2 separate regions of the Homo sapiens genome follow, and region 1 is linked to region 2. Evidence: chromatin contacts called from ENCODE Hi-C or POLR2A ChIA-PET data. All regions are on one chromosome and are shown on one strand. Each heading gives the region's core, a stretch centred on a gene start or an enhancer-like site at or near the end of the contact. The rest is flanking DNA. Distances are from core to core; before and after follow the strand shown.

Region 1 (2,700 bases), core at 58-2,557, 410 kb before region 2:
AACTAACTGCTCTGGATAACTGGCCAGGTGGTGTTGGGTTCCAGCCCCAGGTGGGAGGAAAGTTTCTGAAGGGTGAGTTCAGCTGGATACGTGAGATTCTCAAACACACACTGGGGCAGAAGGCACTGCAGCCAGCCCTAGTTCATCTACTCAACTCATGTTTACTGTGGATCATCTTTTTTTAAAGTTGACATTTCAAACATAAGAAAAAGCATTGAGAATCATAAAATGAATATCTACCTGCTTGCCACCCAGACTTAACAAACATAAAGCAGACATTCTTTCCAGATGAGGGACAGATGCATGGTCTCTGTCTCTAAGGAGGCCTGTGAGTGAGAGACCCAGGGACGGGCAATTTCCTTGTCATATACAAAGATATCACATCTGGTATAGAGAATGGAGTTCCAAGGAAGGCTCCAGCCCATCCTGGAGGAGACAGGTAGGACTTCCTGGAGGAGGTGATCATGTGAGCTAAAAATCAAATCTGGAATATGTGAGTCAGGCCAAGCGGGTGCGGGGGCAGGGTCAAGGGGAGGTGGGCCTGCAAAGGGTGTAACCAAAGGTAAGAAAAAGGGAGTGCAAAGTTCTGGGGAGGGAGGGGCAGGAGGTGAGTGAGGAGTGGGCTGGGTGCAGCTGGAGTGAAAGATATTTGGGAGTGGGCAACAGTGAGGACTGGTGAATCAGTGAGGGACAAGCTCTGGGCATCTTTAGGGCAGTAGCAGGCACCAGGCTTGTCCTGAGACCTGCTCAGTGCGTGGCTGCCTGAATTAGACTCCACACATTGAGAGGATTATAGACCAATATAATCCCATGCAAAGAAACCCACACAGCGGGTGCGGAAGGGCAGAAACTGTATCAGGACTATTTGATTGACCTGGGCTGCTTAGAGCAGGCTCCAGGCTGTCATTTGAAAGAGGGGATGTGTTGGGTTGACCCAATGGGGAGAAGTAGGACTTGGTGAGAGTTGTGTGGACATGGAATCTGGCTCAGAATAGAATTTCTAACAGCCTTCCAAAGAAGGGATGCATGGTTGGGCGAGAGTTTCATGGTCTTAAATGTGTTGAAGTAGTCTCAGGTTGGAAGCAGGCAGGGCTGGGGTGTGGAGGGAGGAGGGCTCTGCATTGCCTGGCCTTCAAGGCCTCTCCTTACTCTGAGTTCTGAGATTTAGGCTGGGGAGGGTGGGTAAGTGACCTGTGGGCACAGGCAAATGGTGCTCCTGGGAAGGCGGCTGTGGAGGAGGTGCTGGCCCGTTGCCATGGGAACCATCACTGCCGTGGGTTTCCAGTTCCAAGGATGCCCTGGAAGGGAATGAGCTCACTCCACCTGCGAGCTGGTGAGTCAGCCCTGCCTCTCCTGCTTGCTCGCCAAGGCTAGGCGGGAATTTGAGCAGTGGACCCTGCCTCTACCCCCTCCTCAGACCACCCAGGCGCCCGTGCCCTGGATGTGGGCTCTTGTCGTAAAAGATGCAGGGCAATAAAGGCAGCTGCCAGCCATTCTGGCATCAGTGGGGATCCTGACTCGGGGAAGCTGCTAGCCTAGTTGGCTAAACCTTGGCTGTGTTGCAGAGGGTGAGCCATTCTCTCTGCCGGCCACTCAGCTGATGTGGGCTGCACACCAGCCACAGCTGTACTGGGCCAGGGCTTGTGGTCCAGGGGGTAGATGGGTGCCGAGGGCAAGCTTTCAGGGTGTCTTGTGAAGGAGAAGTACAGGCTGGGTGGGTGTGAATGCCTGTCGGTCGGGCGTGGGGGTAGTTTCTGGAGGTGGATGAGGAATGCTTCCCGTGGGGAGTGGCTTCTGATCTGGTGCTGGAGGGATGAGGAGCAACTAGTTTGCCCACCAAGTCCTAGGCATCTGAGGCCAGCCAGGGTCATGGCTCCTGCCTCCTCCTTCTGTGCCCCTCCCCAGATGCCCAGTTGTGAGGGAGTGATCAGAACATGTCGGGGGTATTGCAAGAATCTCAAACAGCTGTGACTTGAGTGTACAAGCCATTTTTATCCAAGACCCTGTGAAATCCATGGCACCACCCACTGGGGGCTGGTCCCTCAGGATCCACATAGGGCCTATAGCCCACCCCCGTGCCCCCGCGCCCTGTGCCCCGTGTGGCGGCCTGTGAGATGCATCAGAACACCCAGGGGAACACTGCGTTTCTAGCCTCTGCTTGCCTTACTTGCTTCACCCACATGGGCCTCTGTTTCCATTTGAGAAGATAGATAAGTTAGGGGAGAAAAATGACCATCTTAGACCCTTTCTCCTAAACATAACCATTTATATTTTCAGAAACCTATTTTTATTTTTAATCTTCATGCCTGCATTATTCTGATAGCGGTAATCATAGTGTACATAAAAATTAGCTCTGCTTTTTTATTTCCCCACTTGGCATTTTATCAAAAACACTTTTTCTTATATAGTTACACAGCCTTTATGTTCCTTGCCTGGAGAAAGTGAGATCCAAGTATAGAGATTGTTTCATAAATACATGTTTATTTGTACTTTCCTGCCTCTTTCCAAAAAGCATTTGAGGTGGATATATTAAAAGTCTCGTGTATAACAGGGTTTTTTGTTATTTCGTTTTAGAGACAGGGTCTCACTCTGTTACCCAGGCTGGCGTGCAGTGGTGCTGTCATAGCTCACTGCAGCCTCAAACTTTTGGGCTCAAGGGATCCTCCCACCTAAGCCTCCTCTGAGTAGCTGGGACTACAG
Region 2 (2,806 bases), core at 290-2,789:
TGTAGATGGCAAGTTTCCTGTCACCAAACATAAGCTCACCATCAGTCAGCAGAGAGTGGCAGGATTCCGCTGTAGCTTCCCACATGACTTAGTAAAAAGAAATACCTATCAGACTTCTTTTTCCCTTCATCTGGATCTTTCTATAAAAATGTGTCCAGGGCGGCCGGGCGCGGTGGCTCACGCCTGTAATCCCAGCACTTTGGGAGGCCGAGACGGGCGGATCACGAGGTCAGGAGATCGAGACCATCCTGGCTAACACGGTGAAACCCCGTCTCTACTAAAAATACAAAAATTAGCCGGGCATGGTGGCGCGCGCCTGTAGTCCCAGCTACACGGGAGGCTGAGGCAGGAGAATGGCGTGAACCCGGGAGGCGGAGCTTGCAGTGAGTCGAGATCGCGCCACTGCACTCCAGCCTGGGCGACAGAGCGAAACTCCGTCTCAAAAAAAAAAAAAAAAAAAAAAAATGTGTCCAGGGCATGGATGAAGCACTAGATAAGAGCTAACATTCTTGTGGTTAGCTGCACCAATGATTTGGTGCAAGCCACTCCTCACTGGTCAAATGAAGTTTGGGGCTCAAAGAAATGTGAGTTGTGCCCTCCTTTTCTCCCCCCATCCCTCCCCCTGGAACATTCTGTGACTATAGACTGTGGCTCAAAAACGGGGATGTTCCAAGTCTGACTCAGTCACCAGCCTTGGAGTTAGGGTTGTCCTGAGGAGATAAGACAGACAGCTGGGAGACTATCTGGTGGCTTTTGAAGAACCTGACCTACTCCTGGGGCTCAAAACCCTCAGCTCCCACTCTGACTCCCAGGGCCTGAAATGCCAGCCTCACAGTCACTCCCTGGGGATCTGAATACACCCCTACCCACTCAGGGGTCCTGTAATCAAATGCAAATTAGGTCTTTATTCAACAAAGGGGTGGGAGGAGGGATTTGCTGACAACCCTGTGAGTGCCTGGCAGAAGGCCCTGGGGACTGATGGCCCCCCATGGAGGGAGGTCAGGAAAGAAAGGAGAACAGAAAAGGGAGAGAGCTCAGAAGGGGTCAGAGGCCTCGGGCAGCCCCCACTTCATCCCCAGTGTGCCCTGGGTGGGGGGATAATCCTGGGTCATCAGCCTTGGGCATTGTCTTAGCAGTGTCAGGACGCCCACCCTGCGCATCACTGACTACACTTCCGGCCTCCTTGCATGTGATGCTCTGTGCTAACCAGCAATTCTTCAGGCCCAGAACGCACAGACATCCACTCTGTCCCTCTCATTTCTCCCAAGACCCCAAGAAGTCAGGACTCAACACTAAGAGTAGGGCCTGATGGGGCACAGCTTGGAGAAGAGGCGTGCACAGAGGGTGGAGAGCCATCTCGGAACCAGCTCCTGCGGAGTAAATCAAACTGCCGTCCTCCCCCACAACCCGCTCTGCAATCCTTTCCAATCAGGGAGTCTAAAATTACCATATTTACAGCATCTGCAGCCAAGCCAAGCACTAAACAAGATGAATAGCAGTGACGCACGAGCCTGAGTGGGAGCCGGGGTAGAAGCATGCAGCAGGCTGGGCTGGGCAGGGCTGGGCTGGGCTGGGATGGGCCCTGGGGGCAAGTGAGCCACAGCGGGAGAGTGAGGACAGTCCCAGGCAGGGGTCCTGATGGATGAACTCACCCAGCACTAAGGGGAGGTAGAGGAAGGGGTGGTGGGTGAGGAAGCCTCGGTATCTCAGCCTTCTTAGAAAAAGAGAGGAGGCAATTAACAGAGAGAGAACATGAGAATATCCTGCTGACTTTAGGTTTCTCTCCTTCCTCCTCTGCCTCCCTCCCCTTAAACTCTCCAGGAGGAACCCACTGAGGCCTCCAAGACAGGATGCCTTCCATGGAGTTTCCTTGTGTATATGTGGGGTGGGGGATTTCCAGAAGGGTTTTGCTCTGGATTCTTCCAGTGGGGATACCCATGCCTTGTGAGTTTCCTTCCCAAGCAGCCTTTTCCAAGGACACTCTGTCAACCTACACAGACCAGTGACTTCATTCCTAAAAAAGGCCTGCAGGTCTGGGTGCTTTCGTTCTGGAGGAGAGTGAGGCCAGGAATGACAGGGAGTGTGTTCTGCTTCAGGGTGTCCCAACACTTTTTGTCCAAGCCTGGCTGTTCTCTCCCCGGAAGGAAAAACGCCCAGGAAAAGAGGCTTGGTGACTCATGACCTGCTCACTTGTACTTGGAGTTTCAGAGCTAGGAGGGAGCTACAGACAACAGAGAGAGGGAAAGAGACAGGGCCAAGGAACCCGGGCTTGTGGACTCTAAGGCCAGTGCTGTGTCTCCTGCCCCGGAGGTTCACCTTAGATTCCGTGATGCTCCCGGGTGCTGAGGAGTGAGCGGGGCTCCTGGACCCCAACACTCCTTCCTTCAGCCAGAGCATCTCCATTTTGAGCTGTTTTGTGGACTGGCCTTCTCTTTATGTTTTCATTTCATTTCCCCAAAATGTTCAGTGACTTGAGTAAAGTCCCTGGCCTGTACGTGCCGACAGGAAGTGAAAGGTAACAGTGGATGGCCGGAAGGAAGGCAGAATGAGGTGTCTTTAGAAACAGATGGAATGTAGCAGGAGATGCTGAGAAAGGAGGTTAATCCCGACACAAGGTCATGATCAGCACTCACGTGTGAATCAGCCCCCAGAAGAAGATGTCTCCTCTGAGAGATTTAGAGCCAGAAGCCACCTGCACTAATCGTGCCGGAACCTGAACTCAGATCCCGAAGTGTGGGCTGTTTGTTAGGCACCGGTCTAGTCCATGACAGCCATTTGTAATAGGAGGTGAGGAGAGGCTGGATTT

What was found. Hi-C counts contacts between places; a loop is a spot of excess contacts on that map. ChIA-PET counts read pairs that join two places held with the same protein, here RNA polymerase II (POLR2A).
Region 1: a loop to region 2 is called in a map of breast epithelium, with 12 times the contacts of the local background. The contact joins two enhancer-like sites. A Hi-C loop is called at or near these places in 1 of 168 maps with a recorded cell type or tissue (breast epithelium). POLR2A ChIA-PET finds 5 or more read pairs at or near these places in 1 of 52 experiments (H1).

Annotation. Positions count from the first base shown.
Region 1 is chr14:68,960,943-68,963,642 of GRCh38, reverse strand. The region is part of intron 1 of ACTN1 (actinin alpha 1); the gene reads left to right. It overlaps LOC124903336 (a long non-coding RNA gene), which reads left to right. Exons shown (of 2, transcript XR_007064228.1): 2 at 1-179. Among named protein-coding and RNA genes, the nearest start is that of ACTN1, 17 kb to the left of the region's middle. RefSeq lists an enhancer at 1,034-1,729. Within about 2 kb of position 1,307, at least 9 of the 41 ENCODE cell types and tissues checked have a DNase peak (open chromatin) inside an H3K27ac peak, as active enhancers do; they include breast epithelium, where a contact is called at or near this core.
Region 2 is chr14:68,547,069-68,549,874 of GRCh38, reverse strand. It overlaps a transcript of RAD51B not described here. Among named protein-coding and RNA genes, the nearest start is that of RAD51B-AS1, 140 kb to the left of the region's middle. RefSeq lists an enhancer at 1,807-2,398. Within about 2 kb of position 1,539, at least 31 of the 41 ENCODE cell types and tissues checked have a DNase peak (open chromatin) inside an H3K27ac peak, as active enhancers do; they include breast epithelium, where a contact is called at or near this core.